Regions from separate parts of the Homo sapiens genome. Here region 2 is linked to region 1. The links are chromatin loops, found by intact Hi-C in ENCODE. Cell type or tissue: PC-3. All regions are shown on one strand. Each heading gives the region's core, and the rest is flanking DNA. Links, peaks and the distances in the headings are about the cores only.

Region 1 (10,966 bases), core at 2,674-7,673:
CAGGCCAGGCAGAGCAGGATTTGCTGAATGTCAGCTGCAAGGAAAAGTGAGGGTGGTGGGAGGGTGGGGTCTCCAGACCCCAATGATCATCTGTAAACCTCACTGCTAGACAAGCCTCCCTTTTACATTCACCAACTTCTCTTTTAGCTTGCAAATATCTCTGAGTTTTATCCTGCATTAACTATATGACATTGCTCATATTTCTTTCCTCTTAAAATATAGATAATAAAAATAGCGGCTGCCTGTGTGTGCACTGCATGCAAGGCCTGGTGCCGGCAGGACCATATTTCATCTTCTTGATGTCCCTGTGATGCAGGGACTATAACTGTCCCACTTTAATAACAACAAAATGGAGCTGGATATCTTAAATCCCTGATGCCCTCGTACTTCACCAACACGCTGCTCTGCCTTTATGTTGAAGGCCTTCATTCAGCAAATCCTGTCTGGACCCCCACTCTGTGCTGAGTCCTGCAGATGCTGGATGAAGAGGGCCCAGCATGGCACCAGTGTAGTCACTCTGTGGTTGAGCTCATGGGGGTTGGGATAGGCAAGGGAGGAGGGAGAGGTGACCATGCTGATGTGATGGCCCAGGCAGGGCTCTGAGAAGTGTAGAGGGGTCCTGGGCTTGGCGATGGTGGGGTCGGGAACGGGGAGAAGAGCGCAGAGTGGGGGCAGTGAAGAGGAAGTTTGAAAGGACAGAAACTTCACTCAAGCCAAGTCCGTCTGATAGACGCTCCGTGTGTCTGGTCTAAAGTCAACAATTACCATGAGTGATCACCCAGTGCTGTCTGTGGCTCTGAAGCCCCCACAAGCACCATGGTGACAAAGGCTTACAAGCAGGTACTCCAGTGGCAGGCCAGGTTTAGAGAGGTTATTTAACCTCTCCAGGTGTCAGTTACTTTACTTCTGAACTAAAAATAATAATCAGCAGCTCTTGGATCTATTAAGAGGATGAAGTGAAATGTGACATCATCTTCCACCCTCCATTCCCTTACCATCCACATCCAATGCTCCAGCCAAGCCTGGGGCTCTATTTGCAACAACCTGGGAATCACCCTCCTTAACTGGGACAGCTGCTGCAGGCCTCTGATGTGTTTCCAGCGTTCACTCCTGCCCTCCTTCATTCATACCGTCAAGGGAGATTCCGCGTGGAGCAGAGGATACTCACTCACATGTACACCCTTCCACACCTCTAGAAGGGGCCACAGCAGTTTTGTACTTGTCATTTTGTCTTCCATTTCTTAAATAGGGTTGGCCAGATTATCCAGGTGTTAGGCTTTATAACACCAGAATCTGTTCCAGCATGCACAACAGTCTTCTCACAAAGCAAAACGAAGCCTGTCACTCCCTCCTTTTGTACCTGTTAGCAGCTTCTCCTGCACCAAACAGAAAACTCGCCACTGTTACCTCAGCCCTCCTCCTTTCTAGCTCTCCAACTCGTTTTCCTACTACTCACGCCATTTCTTGGTAGGATCAAGCCACAGTGAGTTTTATCTTGGCTCCTTGAACACACCAGTCCCGTTCCTTCCTCAAAACGTTTGCAGATCCTGCTTCCTCTCCTGGAGACAGCTGCCCCTTGCCCTGCTGCTTGCATGGCAAACTCCTATTCAACCCTCTACACCTGAAGCAGAATGGCCCTTGGTTTTTGCTCTCTTATCTCTTTGTTGCAGTAATTTTGCTTGTTTGTCCACTTGATGCTTGCCTTTCCTGAAGCACTAGAACATAGATTTCAGGAGAGCAAGTTCCCTTGATCTCTTGCTCAGCATTGCATGCTCAGTGCCCGGCACAGTTCCTGGTGCATAGGAAGTATTCAGTAAGAGGGGAACCACCCTTCTGATTTAGCCACCCTCTACCTCCCTGGCCTCTGAGATTGCAGAACACCACCAGCACCAACACCCAGGGCAGGGACTTGAACAGTCAACAAATGAAATTGAGGACAGGCAGCATAAACACCAAGACCCAGCAAGCAGAGGCACAGGCAGCAGCACAGAAAGAACGAGACAGTCACGAAAGAACCACAACGTGGACCTTCCTCTGCAGCCTGAGGACTAGGTCACGGTAGGAGTGCTAAGAGCAGATGGGGCAGGCGTCAGACACTGACACAGGGGACCAGACACTGTCCTCACGTGTGTAGCCGCAGATGCCCCAGTAGAGCTGGAATACAGTGGCCTTGGAGAGCAGCCCCAGAATCCCAACACAAAGAAACTGGCGAAACTCATAATGGAAGAGATGAGGAAATTTCCAAGAATGACCTCGAAGAGACACCATGTTGCCCAGAAACCAGAAGTCTCAGAGTTCATAAGTGACGGTAAGTTTCAGGCCAGGTCTGCCTGACCTTGAGGCCTTTCCACCCCACCCTCTAATGTTGCCACACAACCAGTCCCTAGTTGTGTATTGGGTTCTAATGCTGTGTTGGGTGCTGGGGCTGCAGCAAGGAGGGTGACACAGGCAGTTGCTGGGCCTCAGGCTCCCAAGCTAGCAGGCATCCAGCACTGCCTCTCTGAGTACTTAATACACCCCAGATCATTGGCCCCCACTGCAGTCCTTGAGGGAGAAATAGGACCTCCATCTTAGGCATGAGCAATTCAGAAACCCCATAAATATTCCCATTTGGTAGATAATACTGAGATCTGAACTTTTCCAGATCTCAGTATTATCTACCAAATGGGAATATTCATTTTATACCATTCTCATGTAGTGGTTGTGAAAATAGCACAAATCCTTTTCAATGCCCAGTGAATTGCTGGGTGTGGAGTTGGTCCCAGACACTATGCACTACTGCTTTGTTGTAGAAGCATGGCAATAGGGGCTCCAATTCTCTACAGCCCCTCCCCAGGGACCCTGCTCTTTTCAATGAACTTTTAGATCTTTCCATCAAGAGGTAAGGTCTGTATTTCCACCTCTAGATTCGGAGTTGTGCCATTATATTTACTTTGCTTTGAATGTGAACTTATGCATTTTCTCTTCTGTGCTTGGCCCCAGCCTTCACCTTGTGAACATTTTTAGATGAGCCTGAGTGAGCAGAGCCATCACCCCAACTGACAGCTCACTGACCCCACAAGCGGGCCCAGTGAGAGCAGAACACCAAAACTGCCGACCTGCAGCCCTGAGAGCTAAAGAAATGCTTGTTGTTCCATAAGCCACTGAGTTGGAAGATGCTTTGTTTATTGGCACTGTGGCAACAGATACCTGAATCCCATGGCCGTTCATACCCAAGCCTATGCCAGGTCCTCTGACAAAATGGCACTTCTGGATCTACATGGCACCTTCTGCCATCATACAGACATGCCCCTACCCCTGCCAATCATGTGATAAAACTGCCTGGAAGGGGGTGATGTCCAGGTTCTGCAGGCATTTTCCATCCTCCCTCCATCAACTGCCCAAAGACCTATGAGGCAGGAATTTTGCTGATGGGCAAGAAATGATGTGGAAAGGGAGGCCTAGGACATCCCAGGGCCACATGATGTCTTGGAGAATATCTCACAGTATCTGTCTGAGGTGGAGCAGCACACAGGAGCTGTGAGGTCACCAGCCCCTGCTGGCCCGCTGTGAAGTACAGGCCAGGAGACAGGCCTGATCCACCCAATGGGATGGCCTGATGAACATGGCCAAGGCCAAGGACAAAGCTGGCCATTGCAGGGCTCCTGGCCCAGAAAGATTTGGGGAAGGAGGCTCCGTGGCAAGCTGGGAGAAGAGTGGCCCCTCCTGTAGGATGAGGCTGCAGGAATAAAGAAAAAGCCAGGCGTGGGGACGGGCTGAGCATGGAGACCAACTGTGCATGTTACTAGCAAGCGGGGAGATGTCCGACTTCCTGGGATGGCAGGCTCAGAGTGAGCTCTCAGGTCATCCAACAGGTTGTCCTTCCCTTCTGTGAGACCCACCCCAGTGCTCACTCTATTTCCCTCTTCCCAACCTCTCTGCTTCCCCCAACACGCAGGAAACATAATGCTTCAGAAAAGAAAATAATTACATGGACACACCTGTAAGCATCTGTATCTTTTGGCAGGTGGAGAGGTTGATATCATGTGCTGCTAATTTAAAAATTAATGATTAGAATTAGTCATTACTCATTGGGGAAATTCTAATCAAAACTACAATGAGGTATCACTTCGCACCTGTCAGAATGGCTGTTATCAAAAAAGAAGAAACGATAAGTTTTGGCGAAGAAGCAGAGGAATTGGAACCTTTGCACACTGTTGGTGGGAATGTAGAATGTTGCAGCCACTATGGAAAACAATGTGGAGTTTCCTTAAAAAATTAAAAATAAAACTACCACATGATCCAGCAATCCCACTTCTAGGTATATATCCAAAAGGCTTAAAATCAGATTCTCAAACAAATATCTGCACTCCCATGTTTACTGTAGCACTCTTCACAGTATCCAAGAATCAACCTGAGTGTCCATCAATAGGTGAATGGATAAAGAAAATGAGGTGTATAGGCACAAAACAATACTATTCAGTTTATAAAAAGAAGGAAATCCCGTTACAACATGAATGAACCTTGAAGACATTATGCTAAGTGAACAAAGCCAGACACAAAAGGACCAATACTATATTATTCCACTGATATGAGGTATCTAAAATAGCAGAATTCATAGAGTCAAAAAACAGTGGTTACCAGAGCTGGAAGGCAGGGAAACATGAAGACTTAATAATCAATGAGCATAAAGTTTCAGTCCAGCAATATGAGTCAGCTCTAGAGATCCACTATACAACATTGCACCTAGAGTCAACAAGTGTACAATAGCGTATTGTACACTTAAAAAAAATCTACTAAGAGGGTAAATCTCATGTTAAGTATCCTTAGAGCACAATAATAAAAAAGATTATGATGAGTGTCTTATATCTATTACGACTACTCCTCATAAAAACAATGCAAGGTAGGTACTATCATTTTTCACTTACAAATTGTAAAATTGAGTCTCAAAAATTAATTAAGTTGTTCATGGTCACAGCATGAACCGTGGAAGAGCTGGGATTTTCCAAAGCCTCCTATTTTCACCCAGACACTGACTCTCAATCTTGTCTCCTAAGGAAAGAACAGTATCCTTTGACACAAAATTTTAATCCGTGCTCTGGGCACCCCAAGCTAAGAATCCACATTCCCAAACTTCATCACACAGTGCGGCTTTCTGGAAGGGAAGTCCCTGACCCCCAGTGTTGCCCATTTTCAAAGCTGTCCAAGAACAAGGCCTGGCCAACCGCCTCAGGCTGCCTGTCTCAATGTTTAATCACCCTTACAGATTGTTTCCCAAGTCTCATAAAAAGAACAAATCAAGCTTAAGCACACACAAGGCATTAGTGAACGCCACATTCAGAGATGATTTGGTAGCTGGACTCCTGCCAGCACTGGTATGAAGGTTCTAAAAGAAACTAGAAGCTGAGGGTCATTAAAGTAAAGCTATTTAATACCGGAAAAGGAAGAAAATTCTAAAGCACGGTCCTATTACAGATTATTGCTTCTTCCCATCTTCCAGTTAAAACCCAGAGCACACATCTACCACCTCTTCTCCATTCAAGGCATGGGGGGTGCGGGGAGAAGAGGGGCCAGGAACCATTCCACCCTCGAAGAGCCCAAAATATCAGCTGTGGCTTAAGGGCACCAAGATAATCACATTCGTGAGAGCCATAAAATAGAGTGGGCTCAGGATTTAGGAACTGGAGTGCAGATCAATAAAGAAGCAGGGCCCGTCTCTGGGTTAAAAAGGACCACCACAGTGATAACCTGCTCCTTCCATGGAGCTCCAGATTAACGAGATGCAATCTCAATATTCAATGAGAAAGCAATCAGTGTCACTCATATGGTCTGCACTCCCCTCCCAGACCTGCGGACAGTAGTTTTCAAATCATGTTTGACACACTATGGGATGTCTCTAACTGCTCAGGGGAGTGGGTCCACCTGGCAGGGGTGCTCACCGTCCTCCTTCAGCCAGAGCTCCTCCACTTTAATCTGTTATATAACCTGGCCTCCCATAAGATTTTCTCTTCAGAAAGATTTCCATTTAAAAATATAAACTGCTTTAGGGAAACCTAGCCCTCTGTGATCTGTACTCACTCCAAATGGTCAAGGTAGTTTGAGAGACAGACACTTCACAACTGAATCTCTCACAATATTATTCAGGAGCTCTCCCCTCAGCGCAGAGGTCAAGCGGTGGCATTGTCAAATACCAGCCTAAAGGGAGAAGGTTCCGGGAGGTTTTATAATCATAAGGTCTCCTCATGTACCCAAGGTAGGCATGTGACATGAAGCCAGGGCTCTTTCAAGAACAATGACACCTTTGAACAAGAAGCCAGACCTTACCTGTCTTCTGCTCAAACACAGAAATACAATTTGCAGCAGGACACGTGACATCCTTGTACCCCCTTGGAAGCTGGAAAGAGATCATCGGCCCTAATTTTCTGTTTTTGATAACAATGACCCCTCACACGTGTTACAAGCTGTGTCTCAGCCAGGCGTGGGCCTTCCTGCCTACCGCATTTCACCAAGGGGAGTTAAGGGCAAGTTATCAGCGTACCACACACAGAGAGAAAGAGAGAGACTCACTGTTGAAAAAGAAGAGAGAGGCAAGCAGGTTAGGAGGTAATTCGTTCCAAAAAAAAGATGCTGTATGATAATGGTCTCATGGCCAACACTGACATTTTTACCAAGATATAAAATAAGCCGTGAAAAGTCATAGGTGTGTAATGAGAGGACAAATAATTGTGTTTTGTTTGGCAGTTGCTTCACTCCACCTGTCCTTGTCTCCTCCAGCTCTGCCACACTTCAGCTTCCAGATAAATATTCCTTTTCTGCTGGGAAGCTGGATATTAACATGACCATTATATTAAATAACACAATAAGCTTCAAAAATACATTTAATTCCTTGTGTCACTTTCAATTTATGTTGCATTTGTTTATATGCTTTTTTCTTTTTTAGAAATCCTTTCCTTAGATAGCCAACTGAGCAAAAGCCACTAAAAAAAATAAAAATAACACTTTAGCTCATAACCAAGTCTATTCTCTCCATGCCTTATTAACAATATTTCACCAAAACAAGCAGCATTCTGCACAGCGGGGACCACAAGAGTTTGGGAACATGCCCTCTCTGTGCAGTGTTTTCCTGATAACATACAGCCCTTGGAAGGAGTGTGTGACTTCCAGTGATTATTTGTAAGTATTATTTTTCTCTTGGGGGGCGCTCTTGATATACAACTAACAATTAATAAGGAAGTCGAAACAAATAAACTTCTTTCTTTAAAGGAGCCGAAAGTCACACCAAAAATAATGCATAAGCCCAACTTGGACTTCTGCAGAGGTTAGCGTTCTTGTTCTGGGGCCAGGCAACACCAGGAGGAGACAGACTGATGGAGTCAGAGGAAGAAGAGGAGGCTGATGCCAGGAGGAGGGCAGATTGATTCAGCGTGGTGAGTAGAAAGCAGACACAAGGGGACATGCACTCTGTGTCGTCTCAAAGTCCTATTGATGTCTGCCTTCTGCCTTGGAGATGGGCCTGATTCCCTGTCTCCATGCCCCACCCAGACTTCATCCTAGACTTAGCTCCTACCTCCCACCAGCCAGCCCATTCCCCCACCAGGGGGTTATTGAGTGCTTAGGCACAGCACTGAGACTGGCAAGCAAAATCAGACAGGCCCCTGCTCTTGCGGAGCTTGTGGTTTGGATGGAGGAGCAAGTATTCATCAAATCCAAATCAACCTGAAAGCATGACTGCAACAGGCACAGCAGGGGAGAGAAAGGTGGACACCACCGATTGGTCATGACATCGGGCTGGCTTCCAGAGGACATGCAGGTAAGGGGCTACAGGTCAGGTCGGTGAGGGTCATGGCCACTTGGCAGGATGGAATCCACAGGCATGGGCAGGGATCCCAAAGCAGTAGGCACATGGTGGCAGAGGGTGGGACAGAGTGGGAAGGAGATGGAGTGCAGGGTGCAGGACCCAGGGCCTCGGGGCCTTTTGCACCACAATAAAAATGGTCCTTATTCCAAGAACAACTGGAAGGCATGGAAGGGTCTTAAGCAGGGGTGGTGTGGTCCGAGCAGGTCATTCTGGCTGTAGATGGAGATGAGAATGAGGAAGGTACAGTTGGGCTATTGCAGGAGTCCAGGCCAGCATGTCAGTGGCTAGAGAGAAGAGGCTGGGCCCCAAAGATGGTGAGGAAGCAAATCAGAAGGACTTACTCATGGTTGGACATTGGAGTGAGGGAAGGCAGAAAGACTCCAGGTTTCCAGCGTGGCTGACAACAGCGGTGTCGTTGCTGACATGGAACAGCATTCCTGAGTTCAGAGCGATGGCGGGCTCTAGGTCGGGGTTCACTGGGCCCCCCTGCCTCCCTAGGCCCAGTCTAGAACTCAGATTTCTGCATTGCTCTGGGAAGTGAATTCATGACTTGGATCTGATTCCTCTGCCCGATCCTGGGACCTCAGGAGCTCTGGATGGGGCTGGTCATGAGCCAGGGATGTGTGTGGGACCTGGGCACCATCTCTTTCCACTGTATCCCCACCCTACATTCCCAGTCACCAAAATGTGCCTCCTCTGAGGACTCTGTGTCCTCTTGCTGCACCCCTGACACTGCCTCTTGCCTGGTTGGTGTCCACACTTGCCTCTCACCATGCCCCTAGGAGCCAAGTCTCAACTTTCTGTCACACCTTCTAGCACATCTGGATCAGCAGCTGTGCTGATCCCTGGGTCCCAGCTGGTCTCATTCTGCCCACTCCTCTACATCTTCTCTCTCCCCCTGCCAGGCCCTCCTGGTGAAAGGCCTAACATCGAGGTCCAGTATGACCTGTGCCTTGACATCTGGGGAAAATGATGAGGGCCTTGGATGGCCTATCATATTTCCTCTCCCATGCTGCTCCCTCAGATAAGCTCCCCCAGCCAAACAGCCCTCCTTATCATGGGATCACAGGAAACCAAAGTCACCCCGCCCTCTTTTTACTACAAAGCCTGCCTCCCACAGACCCAATGTGTTCACACGGTTCCTCAGTGCAGTCCTCACGGAGCCCTCCTCCCTGGAGCCATGAGCGTATGTGGCTAATAAACAGCTGTTGACCTCAACTGTCCAGTGCTGGGTATCATGTGTGGGCATTTCCATCACGCTAGAGCAGCAATCCTTCCCTCACCACCAGGGTGAAGAGGAGGCCATTAAAACAGCCTTTTATGGAATAACTTTACGCTGAGTAACTCTTAGACATGCGGGAATGACAATCACTTGGATGAGCAAATATTACACCTTTCTTTCTTAAAAACCCAGCAAACTCCAAAAGACCGTGAGTGGTGGTTTTCACAGGGATGCTCATGACAACTTCTTGCACACCCATAGGCTCTGATGCTACAGGCCTGGGTGAGGCCTGGAGACCTATTTCTGTGGTAGGCTTGATCGGTGATTCAGATGCACCCCTCCAGTTGACAACTGCTGCCAACTCAAAGCTATTTATCTTGCTCTGTGGTTGCAGGAAAATCTCGTCTCCATGGCGCATGATGTGCGGTTGCTGCTCAGCCATGATACTCAGGCCTCTTAACGATATCTCCCCAGGAGGTGCTCCTTCTAAGCAAAACCAAAAACCAGTGCCAGACGCCTGTCTCTCAGACCTGGCTCCTTTATTCAGATCAGGATACCGATGCCCAAAGGTGCCCACCATGACACCCATGGCGAGGTAGAAGGGCTCAAACACCTCAGAGGGGGAATTCATTGAAATCATGGGTAGGTCTCCTCATTCCACTCTTCTGAGAATGAGACACGGGGCCTCCTGGACTGTCCCCCACATGTCCACCCCGATGTCTGATTTCCTCACATCTGGATGAAGTCTTGTTGCCAACTGCCTTGGTACACAAGAGGCAGTAACTGAGCATTCATGCTTTTGAGAGGAAGCTGTAAAATCTGGCTGATGCATTTCTGTCTGACACAAAGCTATATAGACTGCGAAATCTGCAGTTGAGCTCCTTTCGTAGTACAGTGTTTTACCAATTACTTTTTAAATTAGATTATGTTACCAGGTGATAGGCAAAGGCCAAATTAGAGCAGAAACTCATGGAGGGGGAAACAGTTGCTTATTGCACTATTTGTGGGTGATTGCAGCAAAATTGGGGGTCAAGGCCCAGGGAGCCATGAAGCAGAGTAGAAGATGGCACAGAAGCACAGCGGCTCTTCATAAGAGGACACACAGGTGTCACACAGTGGCAAGGGCCGGATGGTCTATTTTCTCTCTAATAACATCCTACCCAAGCAGGCACAACAGACTCAAATGCATCCTCTTATGGCCTCCACAGGAAGCAGGAGTAAATGCGTTTTATTCTCCAGTGATCAGAAAAGCAATGCTGCCTTTTTCCACCACCGCTGTGCACGGCAGGGTGAATGCTAGCTGAAGTAAACACCAAGCAGACCCCATCCAAGCCACTTCTGGGGGAGCCTCTGTCCCTCTCAACAAGGGAAGCTGAGGAGCAGGTCAGAAGCCTGTTGCTCAAAGCTCTTGAAGAGCAGAAAGGCAGATGTTTTCCCCATGGGGTTCTCAGCCACTCACACGCTGATTCCCACCCTGCTCCGCAGGTTTGCCTGGGAGGATAAAGTGAGAGCCTCTGAAGGAGAAATGGCTCCAATAGCTTCTTCATACAAATGATGCCATTCAGTCTATTGAACCACTTCTCCCTGCTGATCCCTGAGCTTGGAAACATAGAGATGAGAAAATAAGTTCCCTACACTCAGAGCCCACGGTCCTGGAGGGAAAAAGGATAAGTCAGCAAGGTCACGTGAAAGGATTGTGGTTGTGGTTGTGCAATCAACAAAATGCCCTGGAGAGACCTGGGGTGGGGTGGGGCAGGTTGAATCAAGCTTCAGTCAAAAGAAAGAGTTTTATCAACAGAAACATATAGAAGGGTTTTCAGACAGAAGAGTCTCTGGACAAGGAGAGAGATAGGCAAGGGCTGGGTGCAGAGCACTTGCGAGGCCATGGACCTGGAGAAAAACCCAGA
Region 2 (10,966 bases), core at 2,754-7,753, 110 kb before region 1:
GGCAGGGTGGGGTGTGGAGTTAATGTTTGATAAATGACACCAGTTGTGATTGGCAATGAGCAGGATCAAGGCAGCCCTCCCCAAGACCCAGCTGGTTGCTATCACTGTGGCATCAGTGGTCAGAAAGCCACTGGAATCACACCACAGAGTCCCAGCACCTGAATCCCAGATCTTGTTACTCGTGTGGCTTTGAGCAAGTTACTTAGCATCCTTTGGTTCCTCACCATGAGATGAAGACAATGAGGGTATCCACTTCAGAGGGTTACTGAAAGAAATTAAATGACATAACCAGCCCTTAGTGCAATGCTCAGAACATAACAACATACAGTAAACACTAGCTTTGGGGAGATGCCTCGTCTCCAGCAGGGAGGCGGAGGGACTGCCATGATCAGATACACAAAGGCTGAGCATGAGCTGCCTGTGGCTGCTGCGACAAACGACCACAAATTCAGGGCTTACACAACACAAATGTGGTATGCTCCAGTTCTAGAGTTCAGAAGTCCAACCTGGCCTCACTCGGCTAAAATCAAGGTGGTGGCAGGGCTGGGTTCCTTTCTGAAAACACTAGGGAAGAATTCTCTTCCTTGCCTTTTTCAGCTTGTAGAGGCTCACAGCCCCGCATCACTCAAACTTCTGCTTCCAATATCACATCTCCTTATCTGACTCTGACCCTTCTTCCTCCCTCTTGTAAGGACCCTTGGATTAGATTGGGCCCACCTGGAAAATGCAGGCTACATTCCCCATCTCAAGGTTATTAACTATATCTCATTTGCCAAGTCCCTTTGGCCAAAGTAACATATTTATAAGTTCCAGGGATTAAGACATGAACATCTTTGGGGGTGGAGGGGACATTATTCTGCCCACCACAGACTAGTTGGGGAGATGGAGGTAGATGTGTTGGATGTAATGTAGGGCCTTTAAAATAAGGAATATAAAGTCTACATAGCAACATGAGAAAGTGCTTACAATGCTATGTTTATCAAAAGAAAGAAAAAGCCTATGAACCACATGACTGCAACATTTAAAAAGTGTGTGTAGGAATCTAAAAAAATAGTAAAGTTGTAACTGCATCAAGAAATTGCCCTGGTTAAAGAAACGGGCAGAGGGTGTGCAGGCCCTGAACACAGCAGCATACACACTAAATAGGGCTTTGTCTCTAACTTAACTTCACTGATTCCCATGCCCCTATCTGTGAAATTAGAATATGCAGTCAAGACTGTCTGAGTCCTGCCCTTTGCTGGGGAACTGCCCCATACCCCAGCTATTGGGAGAGTGACTGACAATGGCTCATAGCTTCACTCTGAGAATGACCCTCCACGTTGAAGCATGGCCCAGGATGACTCTTAGGAATACAAAGGTTGGGGCCAGGGGCAGTGGCTCACACCTGTAATTCCAGCACTTTGGGAGGCCAAGGCAGGTGGATCATGAGGTCAAGAGATCGAGACCATCCTGGCCAACATGGCGAAACCCCGTCTCTACTAAAAATACAAAAATTAGCTAGGCATGATGGTGTGCATCTGTATTCCCAGCTACTCAGGAGGCTGAGGCAGGAGAATCGCTTGAACCCAGGAGGTAGAGGTTATAGTGAGCTGAGATCACGCCATCGCACTCCAGCCTGGCAACACAGTGAGACTCCATCTCAAAAAAAAAAAAAAAAAAAAAGGAATACAAAGGTCAGGACAACTCTGCCTTTTATGCTCCAGAGCAAAAACCAAAATGCCTGACTTCATCTGAGATGACATCCTTGCTTGGCTCTTTCCCCTTCCTTATCAGGTTTCCCTCACTCTTGTATGTTTTTTTTTTTCCTGAAGAGCAGCCCAGCCCCACTGCCCTCAATCCCTGCCTCAGGCTCTGCCTTTTGGAAACCTGACCCGAGACAGGGTCCTACCCCGCATTGCTGTTCAACAGCAAGGGCTCCCAAAATGTGGCCCCCAGACCAGCAGCATCCACACGATGGGGGCACTTGTTGGAAATTCACATTCTTGTGTCTCACATACTGACCTGCAGACCTAGCAAATGAGGAGTTTTGAGGAGGCTCAGCCCTGTGCTTTAGCAAGCATTCCAGGACATTTGGCACAGCTCAAGTCCAGCAGTGCTTGTTGATCTAAGACAGCTTAAGACATCTTTTACAGATGGTGAGTCTGAAGCCCCAGAAGAGAATCATAATGCTTTGATTCAAAAACCACTCCACGACTTTTAGAAAAACCACACCTAGTCTGTGGGCATGGGAATCTCAATGAGGCTTTTCACCAATGGTTTCAATTCAAATAAAACCGTCATAGAAAAAAAAAACAAACATCATGAGAGCCAGCATGCTTTTATTTTGAAAGTAATTAAAAACCAGCTCAATTAACCACCCAAAGTTATTGCTGGTTCATGACTCACTTGTGTTTGCTGCCCAGCACGCCTGCCCTCTGTGCCCAGGGAGTGTGTGTGCTCACTAGTAGGTGCTAAGAGCTCTTCTCTCCTAAGATGACTGGAAGGATTGCACCCGCTGCTGTCTCCATCCGCCTGAACCACACATCCAAAACCATTCCCCACTTTCAGCCCCTTCCCAGAGACTACAACCACCATGACTGAACACACCACAAGGCCCTGAGTCAAGTACTTCCAGAATCCCGGTTTTCTGCCTGGAGGGCGGTGTGTGTTTCAGCAACAGAATCCAACTGAGCAGGAATTTAGGCAGTGCTCAGGGTGTGTGGGGCCCTGAGCTGAGAGATAAAGGTGGGAGAGATGCTTTCTTTTTCCAGCAACTCTAAGAGAAAGTCACGGCTTTGCTATCCCCAGCCTTGATAAGCCACGGACAGAGCCCTTCCAGCAGAGGGAACCAGGAAAAGTTGGTGGGAGGGAGGAGACACTTGACATGGCCTTGTCAGATGGGGTTGGGTTTAGATAAAGGTGAACAGAGTGGAGAGGGATGGTGGCATAGCCCAAGCCACAGTCAAAGGGACAGGCAGAAATGGCTTAAGATAAAGTATGAAAGCAGAAAAACCCAGCCTATTTGGAGAATAGCAAGTAGAATATTGGGTGAAGCATAGAATATGGTTAAAAATTATGTCTAATTCCAATCTGTTGCCCAATACCGCTTGGCTTATCTCTACAAAAGTAGCAGACAAGCACCATCATGTATTGCCTCATGAATCGATCCACCCAAGAAATGTGCAAATGGCAAATGCCCAGAGGCCTTCAGTCTGTTTAATAATTACACTTACTCTCCTACCTACATCATTAGTGTCAGAGGCAGGGAAGGGGCACTCAAATTCTTACTTCTTGGATTTTTAAATGCCTTCTCTTATTTGTAGTCTTATGGAAGTCAAGGTTTATTCTGAATTTTCACCATCCTTTTAAAAATACTCTCTGTTAATATTTTAAAACAGATGTTTCTCAGAGAGAATCACTTTTCAGCTTTAAATTCAGCTAATCATCTTGGTGTGATTTGGCGCTATTGACTACACAGTTTCTCTGGGAAGTCTTCCTGTCTTCAACTTCTGGTCTCCTGTCTTTTTCCTCTTGGCTAGTGTGTCTTACTTTCTTTTGGGGGTTTCCTCCTTGACATTTCTCTGTCCTGCCTTTGTGCCCTCTTCCCAAACCTGAGGGACCAATCCAGCCGAGGAGAGGCCAGATCCCCTCCGTGAGCACCGCCTCAGAGGCCGGCTGCCTCCAAGTTGCCTCAAACAGCTTTTGCAAAAGGAAACCAAGCCCCCTCATGGTTCTCTGTCCTTTCTTCCTCCTGTGTCATCGCCTTGGCCAGTGGTTGAGCAAAAACCAAACGCCTGACTTCATCTGGGGCAACATCCTCCCCACCCTCCTGTTGCCCTCATCAGAAACAGAGGCGCCCACTCTGCACCCTCCCCCTCACCTCCAACATCCAACTGAAAGCCAAGGCTGGTTTGCTCCTGAGACAAAGGCTCTGCTCCATTGCGTCAGTTCACCTCCCTGCCCTGCTGGTGTCAGCAAGGTCACAATCAAGCTGGTGACCCCACCAGCCTCATCTCCCAGCCGGTCCTGCCAAACCTTCTTGACATTGCCAGTTTGTGACCGTGAAGGCCACATGGTCCTCCAAAACTCAAATGCAAGGGATTCGTTTCTCCCCAAGAAAAGGTGCAAAATTGAAGCACACATGTAGGGGGACCCTGGGAGTTCAAGGAGCCCAGGTTAGAAATCCTTAAACCCAGCCTGCTTCCCACAGGGGCTGGCTTGATGACCGTGAGTGCTGCCTTCACCTTTTCCCCACTGAGCTAACTCCTAACTCCTCACCCGTGACACGGCTCAAGATCGCTTCTCTTAGAAGGAAGTCCCGATCCGCTGCTACCCCACATGGCCCCCAAGCTGGATTGGTGCCTGCGTTCGTTCCCAGCGCTGCTGTGAAAAGTGACTACAAAGGGAGCAGCTGGATACAACAGGGATTTACTCCTTCCCAGTTCTGGAGGCCAGAAATCCAGGTGTCAGGACCGTGCTCCCTCTGAAGGCCCTAGGGGAGGACCCTTCCTTGCCCTTCTCAGTGTCCCGTGGTGTCTGGCATCCTCTGTGTCCCTCGGCTTGGGACAGCCCCTCTCTAATCTCTGCCTCCACCTGCACATGGCCATCTTCCCTGAATGTGCCTCCAAAACTCTCTCCTTTATAAAGACACCAGTCATTGGACATAAGCCCCACCCTACTCCAGTGTGACCTCATCTTAACTCCATGACATCTGCAAAGGTCCTTATCCAAATGGCCCTTATCCCAATAAGGTCACATTCACAGGGATCAGGGGTTAGGCCTGGAACGTATCTTTTTCAGAACACTATTCAGCCAGCCCACACCAGCGCCCCCAACAGGCGCTACCGTGCATCCTTTTCATGCTGTTGTGTAATGATCTGTTCCTGAGTGTCTCCCCAAGTTGGCCCAGGTCTTTAGAGATACCTGGTTCATCTCCTTTCCCCTGGGGCCTCATACAGTACTGGGCCCAGAAGATACTCAGCGTGGACAGAATGAACAGATTACTTTATATTTTAATAAGGGTTATATCTGTGGAAAAAAATTAGAACATACCTTCTCCAGACAGTTTGAGCATATTCTACTGAGGTTTCAAAGCCATTTTACTCAGTTTCAAAGGTCTTTTAATGACAAGGATGTATTTGGCGACATGAAAGAAAAAAATGTCCGGAGTTTACCTCTGTGGCTAGGCTCAGAATGAGTCAGGCTTCCACCTTCCAGCCTCGGCCAAAGAACCTCAAAGCTCTATATGTAATGAAGTCACCGGAATGTTTACAGGGCAACCAGGGGAGGTGGCATACAAGCCCACCTTGTGACATTTCTTGTTAGCAGCAATCGTCTCTTTGATGTTTACATTTGAGGCTTCTTTGATGAGTAAAACAAGTTTGCATGAGAGTTATTTAAAAGTTTTCTTAGTATTAAAATACATCCAGATAACGTCACACTGGTGATTAATCTACTTGTTACCAATTTTTTTACAAATGGTTTATGTAGAAAATTGAGCAATATAACAGTTTACCATGCAAGCTCTTATAAGACTGATTGGTTTTCAATTTAGTGAAATATCTTTGACACTAAATTATAATGAGCATTGTTTTATAATTTATACCCAACCAAATTTGAGGTAGCTTATAGTTAATAATGCAGTTTAAAAACAGTAAAACTGACTTTTAAAAAAAGCACATAATGAGCTGGAGAAGTCATTGACTCAAACCCAAAAGCCTGGGCTAAAGATAGCACCGGCAGCCTGGCGTGGTGGCTCATGCCTGTAATCCCAGCACTTTGGGAGGCCAAGGTGGGTGGATCCCCTAAGGTCAGAAGTTCGAGACCAGCCTGACCAACATGGAGAAACCCCATCTCTACTAAAAGTACAAAATTAGCCAGGCATGATGGCGCATGCCTGTAATCCAAGCTACTTGGGAGGCTGAGACAGGACAATCGCTTGAACCTGGGAGGCAGAGGTTGCGGTGAGCCAAGATAGCACCATTGTACTCCAGCCTGGGCAACAAGAGTGAAACTCCATTTCAAAAACAAACAAACAAACAAAAAAAGAGATGGCACTGGTACAGATGAATCACAACTACAGGGTGAGTTCCCCACTGCTGAAGCAAAAGGGGAAATGTGAGAAACTGCATAACTTATTGCCTTTCCAATGAAATACACAATTTTATAAGGAGAGCCATTTTATCTCCTGGGATAAAGCCTCAGTCATTACATAAATGCATAGTGGCTTTGTAAGCAGTTTCACAAACACAAGACAAATGTAAATTTCACTGGATAATCTCAAGCCCCTTGCGTCTGGTCAGTGTCTCCGTCATGTCATAATGGCTAAAACGCATTGCACGTTTATCATGAGCCACACACCTGCTAAACGCTGGACAGGTGTTATCTCCTTTAATGGAAGAAATGACCTTGTGGAGAGGGCACTATGACTACTCATTTTACAGATGAGGAAGTTGAGCTCCATTTAAGTCTCTTACCAGGTGTCACCCCTCCAGTAAGACTAAAGCTGCGAGTTTGCAATATGAATAATCACTGTACATGATTAGGAGAAGGTAAAAGTAGAACAGCTTGAGTTTTGACGCCTGGTCCAGGTTGACTCTTGGTGCCACCACATTTTAATGCTGTCTAGCCTTGGACGAGCCACGTAACCTCCTGGCCTCTGTTTGTTCCTCTGTAAGAGAGAGGCTGGCATAGGCTTTGTTGGGCTGGGAATTATTAAATGAGGCAAATAAAGGTTTTCATGGGCTCAGCACAGTGCTATCATGGAACGCTCCCTCAAAAAACAGTGTGTTATTAGATACAGTTTTACACATAGTTTCCATCTCTCTCAGAAAATTATGGTTTATAATAAAGACATTTTAAAAGCCTATTCTACTGAATTTTGTGGTCACTTGGGCTCTAGCTGAATCTGAGACCCCTGGAGTGTGAAGCACAGTCTTCTGGCCCTTGGCAGCCAGGGTGGGTTGTTCCAGCTTTGCTTTCCCTGTGGCTGGAGTGTGGGTCTCTCCTGGTGACAGAGCAGGGGCACCAGACTCAAGGATGATGACAACAGCCAAATACAATAATGCACGTGAAAGCACCCCGCTCATGGGTACCGCACTGATGTGATCATGCCACTATCTCAGTGCAGCAAACATTTATGGAGAAGATAGCACTTTTGAGGGCCTGAGTTGGGTGCTGAGACAGCAAAGATGCAGAGAACACAAGGAATCCCTGTCTTGGAAGAACTCACAGTCTTGAGGAGATGACACACATAAAGAGATATTTTTCCATGCATTGCGGATCTGACCATTTTCTTTTCTCTCATGAGTTGTCTCATTTTTTGAAACCTGTGATAAAATACACATAAAATGTACCATGTTCATCATTTCTAAGTGTGCAGCGGTATTAAATACTTTCCTAACATGCAAGCATTACCATCATCCATCTCTAGAACTCTTTAACCTGCAAAACAGAAACTCTCTCCCCATTAAACACTAACTCCCCCTTCCCACCTTCCCCCAGCCCCTAACAACCACCATTCTACTGTCAGTTCCTACAAATTTGCCTACTCTAGGAACCTTATACAAATGGAATCATACAGTATTTGCCTTTGTGTGGCTTATTTCACTTAGCATGTCTTCAGGGTTCATCCGTGTTGTAGCATGTGTCAGAATTTCCTTCCTTTTTAAGGATAAATGATATGCTATTGAATGTATATACTACAATATCCATATCCATACATCCATCAGTGGACACTAGTCACCGCTTAGCTATTACAAATAATGCTGCAATGAACATGGTTGTACAAACATGTATCCAAGTCTCTGATTTCAATTCCTTCTTAAGAATTGTCTTTTGCCTTTCATGCTATGGTTCTTGATCTTATTATATAATATTTTCTTAGCACAAACTAGTTCTTGTTTTGAGAGGTGGGTGGGGGTGGCAAGGAGATAGATCTCTGGATAGATAATTTTGGTAGTAATCTTAAAACCATCTTTAAAAACATTCCTTCCTCCCTTCATGACCACATGTGCAGAGGGAGGAGGATATAAGAATGAGGGTCTTGTTTTCAGACCATGATGGATATAAGCAGTTAGACACAGGTAGTCTCTGTTGTGCAACCCAAACACCTTCAATGTGGACATCAATATGCCAGGAAGAGGAGGCACTCTCCTCTCAGAAAGATTTCAGAGCTGGGAGGCAGCCCAGGTCAGGGAGAACTGAGGCCTGGGTAGCGGGGACAGGAATCCTGCTGGGAAGACTAAGAAATTAGGAGCCTCACCTAAGCAGAGAGTCAGGGCTTAGGCAGCAAGAAGGTGCACTGGGAGAAGCTGAAAGATGAAAAGTTTGTCCCCATTTTGGGAGCCTTAGTAGGACACAGCATGATATGCTGGGAGGGGTCCAGACGGCAAGGACACTAGGCTCCAGATCCCACCTGGCCACTCAGCCATGTCAGCTCCTCCTCTGGGCTCATCTTCCTCATCCGCGAGGCAAGGAGTGCACGCACCTGTATGGCCCCTAGGGTGCCATCTAGCTCTGCCATGAGGGCTTGTCCTACAAGAGCTGGGGGCCATCGAGGGAGGGCATGTGTGAGAGGGAGGCAGTCTCCACTTTAGCTTGCTTCTCCCATTAAGTGGAAAACGCCATTATTTCCATCACTATGTACTCCCTCCTTTGTCAAGCTCACTGAACAAGCATCATTATTACATAGTATTGAAAGTCATAGTGTGGTTTGATTTCAGAGGGGACCATTTCTGCCCTTGCAGGTGGGTGGCAGAAAATTGGGATGCTTCTGTGGACAAGAGTGGCCAGAAAGAGATGCCACCCTCAACTGCCACCCCAGCTTCCCCCTAAGGGAGATCCATGCTGCAACAGGGTCCCAATTACCAGACCCGTTAGTCAGGCAACTTTCTGTAGGATGAGCACGGATGAATTATTTGCTTTTAGTTCAGGACTGGTGAACAAGCAACCCACCAGGAAGAAAAATGGGACGTCCTTGAAACTTCCTGCAGAAGAGGATCTGGAGGCGCATTCGGCCCACTGCAAAGCCACACACGTCGGTGAGACCAAAGAATTTGTCACCTCAGATTCTTTCGTTAACAGACAGATTCATTATGTAAACAAGACACAAAAATATTTTCATAAGATGTCAGAATGGATTTCCTCTCCTTCCCCAGCAACAATGTGATTCTTGTTTGTGGGACTGTGGGGCTTCTTGTCTCTCATCTGTTCAGCTGAATTGGCCGGAGCAGAATGTCTAGAGCCCAGAGCCGGAGCCTGCAGAGATGATTACAGGCTCCGCCGTGAGCTGGACAAATGAGGTTGGGGCAGCATGTGAAAGCCCAAGTTGTAAATCTCTCATTATAAGAGCCATTAGCCACACGCTGCACATCGGGGGTCTGGAGAGACACTGAAACTGGACATGGTCCGAGAGCCTAGCATCAAAGGAAAAACCCAGGCTCAAGATGTTCACACCACTGCCATTATCCTGTGTCCCCACTTAGAAACTCAAAGTGGCCTCTCTACAGAACTCTCCAACGGCTTATCAGCAAAGCCAGACAATTAGAACAAGGTTGTTCTTCTCCCTGGTGTGGGTTTGGTTTTGAGTTCTTTGGCTTTTTGTTTTTGCTGTTGTTGTTGTTTAATGGAGCAAGGAGCCCTGCACTGCCTGTCTTCTGCTATTCCCTGCTGTATAGCAGACCTTCAATTTAGGCAAGAACAGGGAAACCGTCCTCTTAAATGGGTAGGCACATAAGAATCCAAAGCTGCCTAAATAGCTTGTCCACACCTGCCACAACACACACACACACACACACACACACACACACACACACAAAAGAAGCAGAGGCAAAGAGGGGCAGGGCTCTCCAGAGAGGCCCCAGCTAGGAAGTCACAAAGTCAGGCTCCCTCAGTCAAGTCTAAGAGAGGTCCCCATGTCTCTGACTTTTAGTTACATTCTCTTCTAAACACAGCCCTTCCTGATGGCCTGAGATGATCTCTTCTCTCTCTGCAATTGACTTTTTTTTTTTTTTTTTGAGACTCAGTCTCACTCTGTCGTTCAGGCTGGAGTGCAGTGGTGCAATCTCGGCTTGCTGCAAGCTCCGCCTCCCAGGCTCACGCCATTCTCCTGCCTCAGCCTCCCAAGCAGCTGGGACTACAGGCACCCACCACCACACCCGGCTAATTTTTTATATTTTTAGTAGAGATGGGGTTTCACCGTGTTAGCCAGGATGGTCTCGATCTCCTGACCTCGTGATCCGCCCGCCTCGGCCTCCCAAAGTGCTGGGATTACAGGTGTGAGCCACCGCACCTGGCCAACTAATTTTTTTAATAACAGCTTTATTGAGATATAATTTACAAGCCATACAGTTTACCCTTTTAAAGTGCACAATTCCGTGGTTTTTGTATATTCACCAAGTTATGCAACCATCACCAAATTCCAGAACATTTTCATCATCCCCAAAAGAAGTCCCATACCTGTTAGTAGCACTCCACATGATCCCTTGACCTCAGCCCCTGGCAACCACTCAACAACTGTCTCTCTCTGGAGTTATCCATTCTGGACATATCCTATAAATTGAATCATATAATATGTGGGCTTTTGTTTCTGGCTTCTTCTGCTTATCATAATGCTTTCAAAGTTCATCTATGCTATAACACGTATCAGGACATCCTTGCTTCTTAAGGCTGAATAATATTCCAGGGCATAGGTAGACCACCTATGTTGCATCTCTTCAACAGCTGATGGACACTTGAGTTGTTCCCCCTGTGGGTTTATAATACTACTACTGTGAAAATTCATGCACAAGTTTTTGAGTGATATATGTGTTCTATTCTTATACATAACCTAGGAGTGGAATTGCCGTGTCGTATGATCACACCACATACCACATTTAAATTTGAGGAATTGCCAGACTGTTTCCCAAAGTGTACCATTTTGCATTCCCACCAGCGATGTATGAGGGTTTCATTTTTCGCCAGCCTTCCTCACAGTTGTTATTGTCGT

Evidence for each region. Peaks named below come from ENCODE experiments on the same cell type or tissue, not always from the same donor. Only the 100,000 strongest peaks of a DNase experiment are listed, where the experiment ranks them.
Region 2: a loop joins it to region 1, with 12 times the contacts of the local background. A loop is called at or near these places in 1 of 110 quality-filtered maps.

The regions. Positions count from the first base shown.
Region 1 is chr10:126,629,829-126,640,794 of GRCh38, forward strand. The region is part of intron 2 of C10orf90 (chromosome 10 open reading frame 90); the gene reads right to left. Among named protein-coding and RNA genes, the nearest start is that of C10orf90, 35 kb to the right of the region's middle. In PC-3, for the core only: no CTCF peak of the experiment used is centred there; a DNase peak (open chromatin) is centred at 5,283; H3K4me3 peaks cover 899 bases; H3K27ac peaks cover 2,064 bases.
Region 2 is chr10:126,516,268-126,527,233 of GRCh38, forward strand. The region is part of intron 2 of C10orf90 (chromosome 10 open reading frame 90); the gene reads right to left. Among named protein-coding and RNA genes, the nearest start is that of LINC00601, 100 kb to the left of the region's middle. RefSeq lists an enhancer at 4,742-5,941. In PC-3, for the core only: a CTCF peak has its summit at 4,817 (motif pointing left); a DNase peak (open chromatin) is centred at 5,234; H3K27ac peaks cover 1,430 bases.